Linked DNA regions of Homo sapiens: region 1 is linked to region 2. Evidence: read pairs that join two places in POLR2A ChIA-PET (ENCODE). Cell type or tissue: A673. All regions are shown on one strand. Links, peaks and the distances in the headings refer to the core of each region. The heading gives the core; the rest is flanking DNA.

Region 1 (5,392 bases), core at 89-5,088, 96 kb after region 2:
ATGATGGAACATAATGCCACCTGGCAACCTCTGTTATCCATGTCTGTACTTATGGCTTTGTCATGATTTCCAAACTGCATTCATGGAACAGTCATTTAAGTTTCAAGATTGAAAATTTGTAGCTAATTATGTTAGGGAACTCTTCCAGAGTTTTGGATTTGGGGAATTTCAGGTTTATTGAGGTACCTATAAAATTCTAGTTCTGCTCAAATTTTAATATCTGAATCATCTACAACTTAGGATTCTTTGTGGGAAGAGTAAAGCTCTCTGGAAGCTCAACTAGCTTTTATTCGATTTAAAGTTTGATAAGAAACAAAACTGTCACTATAAGTGACAGTTGACCAGAGTGGAGAAGGGGGCCAGAAAGAAACAGAGGAATATAGCAAAGTAGGAAAGTATCAGAGAGATACAATGGATACTTTTTTTCCCTGGGATAGAGCTCTTGGAAGTTGGTATAGAATGACAATAAACCCGGCAGTCACCTGGGCTGTGTACAGCACAATTCCATGGAATTGTTTTCACACCCAGAATGGTGTAAATAGTGCCCCCTGTAGTTGTCCTCTCAAAACCTCAGTTACAGCAGCCAAATTTATTACCAAAATGCATTCCAAAGCAATTATGTTGTTGTTTTAGAAAGCTGAATTTTATTGGTCTGCTCTTCTCGTTAAAAACCAATAGTTAAGAATTGGAGTTGTCTATATAGTCATATTCCTGCCCACAGCTACTTAGGTGGTGTAGCTCAATATAGAACCCAGCTTGATTTCTAAGTTTAGCTTCACATCATGAGCTGGCAGTGAACCCTGCAAGTGTTGGTTTTCATGGAAGCAGCATGGAAAACATCAGCAATTCCTGCATCTCTGCTGAAATGCACATATGTGAATCTGCTGCTCTGAAGAGGACAGAGGTCTAGGGTTAGGTTTCACAATCATACTTTCACAAGATTGACCTTAGCTTTCTGCCTATTTGGTTCCAAGTCTTCTGGTGACAGCAAAAGATAGCACTTTGGACTTCAGACAGCTTTGATGGCAAGTTTTCAAGCTTTTTTTCTTGCAATATCTTTTCAATAAGGAATTGTTTGGTGTCTAATAAAAGTACATAATTCAATTTTTTAAAAAAGCAAATCATATCCTTCCTAGCATCATCTGAAAATGGGTAGAAGAGGGTGCTTGAGGGATTAAACATTTAGCCTTGTGTATGCATGCATGCAAGTGGTTGCCTTCATACGTGCCCAGATTTATACCAGCTGTGCACTTGTTCATCTTTTGTGGAGGGGGGTGGGGTTGAGGGTTTTCCTCTGATGCAGAGACATTCCAGATGGACAAGAATGTAAATGCCAGGTTGCATTTTTAGGGGCTTACTAATGGAGCCACAGCAGATTAAGAGGGTAAAAAAAATTATGACCGCATGTATTTGTAGGGAAGTGTGGACTGGACACTATTAGATTTGCTATCTGTGAGATCCTCTTGTATTGACATTTTATAAAGTAATTGGGTATTTTCAACTCTCTCTGAGGAGTAAGAATGAGATTCTTGATGCCGGCTTTTGTCAAAATAATATTTTAAGGAACATTTTAGTAAAGCCACTTATTGAATTGTAGTTTTAAAATTAATTTTTAATCTTGCAATAAGACAAAAAAAGAAAAAAATTTAATTTGTGCACATAAATGACTCATTTGGATGGTAGACTTATTCTATATGCATTATTATTATTATTTTTTTTCTGAGACAGGGTCTCACTTTGATACCCAGCCTGGAGTGCAGTAGCACAATCACGGTTCACTGCAGCTCAACCTCCTGGGCTTAAGCGATCCTCCAGCCCCAGCCCCCCAAGTAGCTGGGACTACAGGCATGCGCCACCACACATGGCTGTTTTGTACTTCTAAAAATAGAGGTGGGGTTTTGCCACGTTGGCCAGGCTGGTCTCAAACGCCTGAGCTCAAGCGATCTGCCTGCCTCGCACTCCCAAAACGTTGGGATTACAGGTGTGAGCCACAGCACCCAGCGCATAACTCTTCTTTCTCAGCTAAGCCTATGTACAAGTTCCAACAGAGTGCTAGGAGACAAAACATTTCAGTGCATTTTCATGGCTTTGTTTTTCATGGCATATTTGCATTTTATTGTGACTTCTGATTCTCTTGTATTTTCTCTGCTATAAAGAAACTATGTAGTTTTAAGTTATATCAAAAAAGGGTGTTTATTTGTCTTTGCATGAATTTTGAAAAAGTTTTCATTGTTTTCCATTCATTTAAAAAATACATCTGAAAATGTATATCTGCTTTAATCATAAAAGTGTTTCTCTGCTCACATGATCTTCATTCAGCTTTAGTGAGAAAATAAATTTGGGCACATACCAACTGTTACTATATGATAGGAAGTGCTACAGAATTGTGGAATGTGACTTGCTTCAGCAGCTGTTTGATGGCTAATGGTTCAGGGCATTTGCCAGCTGCCATGGTTCTGCCATGGTTCATTGGGGCTGTGTCAAAATCCTTGAAAACTTCAGGCTCAAGAACCCAGAGCTTATTTGACCCTTTATTAAGTGCTGGTACTATATTTAGAAGTTTATTTGCTGCAAACCTCTGTAAACATTTTCTCCAGACTAAACGTTTTCCTTTGTAGAGAGAATTTTTCCATTTTCCAGCATGGCATTGTAAAAATCTAGCAACCATATCTCACATTTATATAAGAAAGCATTTGGAATTGTCTTTCAAAACCACATGGGTGCCTAATGAATATTACTTGCTAGTTTGTGACTTTTATTTGTGTTTTGAGGCTTGTGTAATCCCTTGCACCAGCCCCGGACACAGGCAGTTTTGGATATTAGAGCCGATTTTTTCATTATCCCCCATTGGGCCTCTATGAGTCATACTCTGGACACAAATAGAAGTGAATGTATAATCACACAACCACTTATTCCACAGTTACTGGGCAAAATAATTTGTAATGTGCAATGAGCATCTTTGCTAAAGGAATTTACAAGAAGGTCTTGAAAGACAGTACCTGTATCTATCTGTAGAGCATCACAAATTTCACTTCCTTGGATATTTTAGGAAGGGTAGGTTGGGTGTGTCCTGTCTGGCTAATTTGGAGGTGGTTTCCATTAGCATCCAATCATTTAACCTCATCCCTTCACTGACACCTTTTTTTTTTAAACTCCCTGTAAACATGATGCCTTTTATGTTTCATTTCCACATTTCTAGCAGTAGATACTTGAGGCACATAGAGATATCTTAGAAAATATTGTGTATCATCACAGCCTCTTGGAAACCAAGAAGGGGATCAAAGTAATTGTCTGATTCATTATAATTATTTCTATATTATATCAAAGTTTAACCCTCTAATAAGAGGAAAATTTCTACCCAAGTCTAAATATTTATATTTAGGCATTCAAATTTTACATTTTCCTGATATTCAACTGTATATTGGGAAAGTATTTAGGCTAAAAGGTAATATGACATTCTGCTTAATGTTTTAGAAAATAAAGGTATTCGATTTTCACTTATGGTGTTTTTATGATTTTAGACTTACTCATCACGTGTTTGGTCATGGTAGTGGTCATGGTAGTAGACTAATGATATAGCTGCTGTTCTAGAAATTTAAAATATTATTTTTGTCTCATTCTTCAAGTATTATTTAAAATTATTTGTGCAGTAATAATTTATATAACATTCATCCACCAATTCCATGAAGTAAAAATAAAACAACCTTCATACATGAGTCCTGAAATGTGAAGAATCGTTTTCTGAATTCAAATGGAATCTGTGAATAATTAGGGGAAGAAGCTGTCTCTCCACTTTTTAATCCATTTTTTTGTCTCTGCCTCTCTCATTTTCTTTTCCTTCAAAATCAGAGAAGCAAAGAATTCTTTTGACACATAAATGTTTTGGCAAATTGTAAATTATTGATATGTTAGTATTTTTCTTATTAACTACAAACCATATTAGAAATTTAGGGCTAAAAACACAAATGTGATATTCTTAAATAAAACATTTTGTTGTTAATTTTTAAATCAACTTTTCTATTCTAAAATATGTTTCTTTTGCTTATGCCTATGTATCTTTTGTTGAATATTTTATCAGAATGCTTTGTGAATAGCAAAGTTCAAGGGAAAAGGCTTTTTGAGGGAAAATTTTAATGCAGTATTTCTCAAAATGTATTTTACAAGATGTTAGAGTAGTTAGCACAGATATGAAATGAAAACTACATATTTTCAGATTATAAGTGTAGGAAACACATGGTTAAACAAAATATCAAGCTCTAATATGAGATGAGAGATGTCAGGAGGGAGATATTTCCTAAATGTCTTTGGACACAAGACTCTATTTCTTTCCTTGGCTCACTGCAACCTCCACTTTCGGGTTCAAGCAATTTTCTTGCCTCAGCCTCCTGAGTAGCTGGGACTACAGGCACACCCCACCATGCCTGGCTAATTTTTGTATTTTTTAGTAGAGATTGGTTTTTACCATGTTGGTCAGGCTGGTCTCGAACCCCTCACCTCAGGTGATCTGCCCACCTCAGCCTCCCAAAGTGCCAAGATCACAGTTGTGAGCCACTGTGCCTCAGCCTCACAAGACTGTTTCTCATGGAGCTCATGTTCTGTAGAACATGTTTGGGAACTGCTGGCCTACTGAATGCCCAGAACCAGGGCTCCAGGAGAGTTCAAACCGTACCATCCTCTAGTAGTGAAAGCTTCTTGCTTAGTGTATTATAGGTACCCTCAGATGTTGTATGACTTGCAGTCGTTGTCATAAATTATTAATTGCAGTAGTTTATAAACAGTCAAGTATATCTGTGCTTCTTACACACGCACTTTGTCATTGGAAGCAAGCACATAAGCAGTTAGGCCTCTCTTTGGCTACATACAGCCTGTTAGGGAAAGCAGCCATTGTATTTTATTTATTTATTTATTTATTTATTTATTTATTTATTTATTTATTAGACGGAGTCTCACTCTGTCACCAGGCTGGAGTGCAGTGGCGTGATTTCAGCTCACTGCAACCTCCACCTCCTGGGTTCACGTGATTCTCCTGTCTCAGCCTCCCGAGTAGCTGGGACCACAGGCGCACGCCATCGTGCCCAGCTAATTTTTGTATTTTTAGTAGAGACGGGGTTTCATCATGTTGGCCAGGATGGTCTCTATATCTTGACCTTGTGATCCACCCACCTGGGCCTCCCAGAGTTCTGGGCTTACAGGCGTGAGCCACCTCGCCCAGCCAGAGCCATTGTATTTTAAAGGAGACAATTCTGTTCTTCCTTATAACCTATCCCAGTTGTGGATTGAATCCCTGAGCCTTAGGTCACGTTGCTATTGTTCTGCATCAATAAGCATATTATAATTGATCAATAAGTCATCTGATTTAAAAAACCATGTGTCCTAGTTGTGTTCTAAAGGG
Region 2 (5,392 bases), core at 208-5,207:
ATTAGCAGTCAGTCAGTCACTTCCCACCTAGTGCCTGGCAACAATTAATCTATTAATACTTTCTGTCCCCATGAATTTGCCCATTCTGGACATTTCATCTACATGAAGTCACACAATACATGGCCTTTTGTATTTGGCTTATTTCCCTTAGCATAATGATTTCATAGTTCATCCATGTTGTAGCAATTATCGATACTTTGTTTCTTTTTATGGTCAAATAGTATTTTATTGTATGAATATACCACATTTTATTCATCCATTCATCAGCTGATGGACATTTGTTTCCACTTTTTGACTCTAATGAATAATGCTGCTATAAACATTCATGTACAATTTTTATGAACATGTTTTCAGTTCTCTGGGGTATATACATAAGAGTGAAATTGCTGGCTCATATGGTTGACTTTATGTTTAACTTTCTGAGTAACTGTGAAATTTTTTCCAAATTTCTACACCCTTTACATTCCCTTCAGCACTGTACAGGGGTTCCAGTTTCACCACATCCTCAACAATGCTTGTATTTATCCATCTTTTTTTACTGTAGCCATCCTGGTGGATGTGAAGTAATACTGATTTTCATTCCTCTAACGACTCATGATACTATGAAAATGCTTAGATTTTCATTGCTTAAAATACAATATAAACACACACATGTTCACAGGCACACACACAAGCACACGTGTACCCAAACACACACACACACACACACTCTCTTACACTTTCTACAGAAAATTATTCAACAAGCTCAGGTCAAGAGAAATCTTCAGAAAAAAAGGTGAAACCACACAGAAACTGTCCTGGTTAAACTGCAAAGACTGCAGCTCTACCATTCCCCTGTGATATAACATGTTGGAAGGGAAAGAGAATGTACTTCAATGGCAAAATATTGCTTAGGCCAACACATTTGACTGCAAATTCTGTGCAATTATTTAGAAAAAGAAGGGTTAGTGTGTTTTATTACTGCAAACAAAGCAAAAATGCTATGAAAATAGCAAATTATTTATATTAAACATAAAAACTTCCTCTGCTTTTTTAATTACAAGAGCTAGACAGCAAATTAGTGCATCACAAATAGCGCATTAACGTGGTCAAAATATACACAAACGCTACATGCATTTTTTTCTCTCTTATTTTGTTTCATTATAGTCATCTTTCTCTAGGAATAAACTGAACTGGAGCTTTTCTTCCAACCCCTGTAACTCTCTCAGGAATCTTATTCATTCATGGCTTTTCTAGCCCAAACTTATGAAACTGTTTGCTCCACTTGTTACTGTTACTATAGAGCCAATGGATGAGAACATTTTAGTCCAAGATAATAATAATAAAATTCTTTGTTCTTCCAATAAAACTTCTTAGCATAATTTTATTTTTCTTAAAAGCCTTAGTTTCCTTAGGTTCCAAGAGAATCCAGTTACAAAATGTAGATTTTCAAGATAGTTTTGAAAATAAGAAAATGGTATAATATATATTTGCATTTAGTGAAAAACACGAATTTATTAACTGAATACTCGCAATCTGTTTTCTCTTTTCAAATACATGAATACATTTCAAAAAGCTTTGCTATATGCAAAACATAGTTGTTTGAATAACATGTAAATTGTGCTTTTAAAATTTAATATTTAAATATTTAACATAATAGCAGATAGTATGGCTTCACATCATTACACCATGTTCAATTTACCAGAATGCATATTCTACCTGAGTTGATTAGTAAACAGGGAGTCCTGGGGGTATAGTGTGGAATCTTAGTTAGACAGCATAATTATTTGATGACTAGTTGCACATAAATGACATTTTTTTCCGGCTATCTAATCCATTAAATGTCTTCCAGAGCTACATTAATGATAAAATCAGAGGGAATTAGAGTAGGGATCTCTGTTTCCTTCCTTCACATTAATGGCAGAGATACAAAGAAATGAAGACAATCAAAATGAATGAAAACTGACTTCATGCATATAAAATAAAAACTGGAATCAAATTATATTAGGATGGTAATGGGAATCTCGTCTTTATGACTACTGTGACACTCTCTCAATAATTATATTCCAGTATCTATTCACAGAAATATCTACAACTTAGACTGTATTCCAGAAGAAATTGGGAACTGAGAGCATTTTCTCCTTTTGAAGCCTACTGAGACCTTTAATACAATGGTTCTCCAACTTCATACACTTTATTGTTATAACCATATTAAGAAACTTTCTCACCCAGCTTGACACAACCATTAGACTATCTCTCTAATGACAACTGGCTGTATCTTTCTGACTTTAATTTATCAAACCTAGAGGGTTTTTTGTTTTTTAGAGACAGGGTCTCATTCTGCTGCCAGGCTGGAGTGCAGTGGTACAATCATAGCTCACAGCAGCCTTGAATTCCTAGGCTCAAGTGGTCCTCCCACTGCAGCCTCCCAAGCTGGGACTACATGCAAGTGTCACCACACCCAGCTAGTTTTTTATTTTTTGTAGAGATGGGGTCTTGCTGTGTTGTCCAGGCTGCTCTTGAGCGCCTTGCTTCAAGCAATCCTCCCACTTTGGCCTCCCAAAGTATTGAGATTACAGGTGTGAGCCACCATACCCAAGCTCAAACCTAGAGTTCTTAAGACATAAAAGCTCCTCCTTCCTTTTTTCCTTCATACACCATCTCCCCAGATGAATACAAATACAAAATTTCTGATCCCTTAGTGGGATAATGTCCAGATGTCCTTTATAATAGCCTGCCTTTAGTATCAGTGCCACCCATGTGGAAGGCATGTATAGGCAAAATATGTAACCTCTGAGGAGTTGGGATTTAAGACCACTAAATTGGACATATGAAGAATGTTCTAGACAGATAAGCCATTAATAAGAACATGTATTATACACTGAAAGATCTCAACAGAAATCAGGCCTTTATCACCTTACACTCTTCCCCTAGTCTACTTACACAGCACCTGACTCAATTTGCTTAAAATCCAATTTCACTATGTTGTGCCCCCCACCTCAATCCACTCAATGACTTTCTATATTCATGGTTAAAACACTGCATAGTATCTCAGGTAGTGATACTCTTTATGGAAAAAATATCTTTAAGTAGATTTAAAAAAACGATGAATAGTGTCATAATTAATGGAATGGACTCTGGAGTCAAATGACTTAGGTTCAAATCCTGCTTAATTGCTTGGGAGCTATATGACATTAGGTAAGCGCCTTTTTTTTTTTTTTTTTTCGAAACAGAGTCTGGCTCTGTCACCCAGGCTGGTGTGCAGTGGTGCGATCTGCGATCTTGGCTCACTGCAACCTCCGCCTCCCAGGTTTAAGCAATTATTCTGCCTCAACCTCCTGAGTAGCTAGGATTACAGGCGCGCGCCAGCATACCCAGCTAATTTTTGTATTTTTTAGTAGAGACAGGGTTTCACCATGTTGGCCAGTCTGGTTTTGAACCCCTAACCTTGGGTGATCCGCCTGCCTCAGCCTCCTAAAGTGCTGGGATTACAGGTGTGAGCCACCACGCCCGGCCCTTAGGTTAAGTTGTTAATCAATCTCTACCTCAGTCTCCTCATTTATAAAACAGATACTAAATAATAATAAGGACCACCTCATAGAGTTGTTGATGAGTAATATAGGTAAAACACTTAGAATAATGCCTGAAACATAAGTACCATATAAGTATTAGCAGATATTAAATATTTATCAACATCATCTGATCAACTTCAAGCTATTCATCCCAGGAATCAAGGTCTTATAATATTTACATACCTCCCAATAATAACTTTTATGCAATTATAGTTTAAAAGTAATTACATACAATTTGCTTCATTTCACTTAATTCTCACAATCCTGTAGAAGAAATTAGTTCCACCTTATCGATTAGCGGGTCTACCCACCACCGGCCAAGAAAATCACTTAACTGTCCAGCTGCCCATTCTAAAGCACACTCCGTAGAGTTGCCCACGTGAGATGTACATCCATGGAGCTTCGGCCCTTCAGACTTTCTGGGGATGCTGAAATTTCAGTCCTTCACTTTCTCTGTCCAACGTGCTTAATAAGCAAGGCCATTCCCACAGATGGGCAGTCACATGGACTCTCTCACCACAAGAGGGGACGAAAGTAAATTTCACATGCATCCCACACATTACATCTTGTGCCCAATTTAGTAAAAGTCCTTCCAGTAGTTTTGGTGTGAAACCATGAAAGACAGACAGAAATTCCACTTTATTACACAGATAAAGAAACCAAGGTGATGATGCCCAGAAGCTGGAGTATAAGGACTCAAACTCAGCTCTTCCCACCAGACAGTGCTGTTCCGCCGTGAAGCCCTGCAGTTTCCTGCCTCCCAGCTGTGACCCTTGCGAGACCCCTATGCCTGTGAGCCGCCCCAGCAGCCTGGCCTGCCTCAAGAAAGCCGAGTTCCACATTCTGCACTTCCACAGCATGTACCAGATGCCTCAAATGGCTATAAGTAGTTAAATAAAAATCTTCTAAAATTCTAGGCTGTGATCTAGAGGCATGCCAGGAAATAGTTCAATGTTCTGCTTCGTGGCCAATATTTTTTAACTTAAGTCACTAGACCAGGAACATTTAGAAGAGATGTCAGTGACTTTTCTTTCACATAAATGCTTCCTGGAGGATAAGCTGAAGTTTGAATGTTTTAAAAGTAGTAAAAGGGACCAAAACAATGCTTCATTTTAGCTCAACATCCATCTGTAATATGCAGTGTAAAATTTAATTAGAATTTAATAATAAGAAAAGAAAATCTGCAGGCTTGGCTCAGTGGCTCTCGCCTATAATCCCAGCATTTTGTAAGGCCAATGTAGGAGGACTGCTTGAGGCCAGGAATTCAAGACCAGCCTGGAAAACATAGCAAGACCTCATCTCTACAAATAATAATAATAATAATAATAATAATAATAATAATAATAATAATAAATTAGCCAGGTGCAGTGGCACACACCTATAATCCTAGGTACTTAGGAGGCTGAGGCAGGAGGATCACTTGAGCCTAGGACTTTGAGGCTGTGGTGAGCTATGATAGTGGATAGCTAAAAATAAAATAAGATTAATTAAATTTAAAAAATAAGATCTTACTAAAAGAGACAAGGTAGAGCAATAAATTTTGAGTTAGATATTGTTTCTGGCAATTGTCTTAGTTCAGGCTGCTATAACTAAGTACCATAGACAGGATGATTACAAACAACAGAAATTTATTTCTCACAGTTCTGCAGGCTGGAAGTGTGACATCAGGGTACAAGAATGGTTGGGTTCTGGTGAGGGCCCTCTTATGGGTTGTGAGCTGCTTTTCTGTTATATACTCACATGGTAGAAAGAGAGCAAGAGAGCTCTCTGGGGTCCATTTCATAAGGACACTAATCCAATTCATGAGGGGTCCACTCTCATGACCTAATAACCTGCCAAAG

The links. Peaks named below come from ENCODE experiments on the same cell type or tissue, not always from the same donor. Only the 100,000 strongest peaks of a DNase experiment are listed, where the experiment ranks them.
Region 1: POLR2A ChIA-PET joins it to region 2 with 20 read pairs; 3 of 35 experiments call an interaction of 5 or more read pairs at or near these places.

The regions. Positions count from the first base shown.
Region 1 is chr2:226,756,504-226,761,895 of GRCh38, reverse strand. All of the region lies in intron 1 of IRS1 (insulin receptor substrate 1), which reads left to right. Among named protein-coding and RNA genes, the nearest start is that of IRS1, 41 kb to the left of the region's middle. In A673, for the core only: no CTCF peak of the experiment used is centred there; a DNase peak (open chromatin) is centred at 2,825.
Region 2 is chr2:226,852,414-226,857,805 of GRCh38, reverse strand. The region is part of intron 3 of RHBDD1 (rhomboid domain containing 1); the gene reads right to left. Among named protein-coding and RNA genes, the nearest start is that of RHBDD1, 19 kb to the right of the region's middle. In A673, for the core only: no CTCF peak of the experiment used is centred there; no DNase peak of the experiment used is centred there.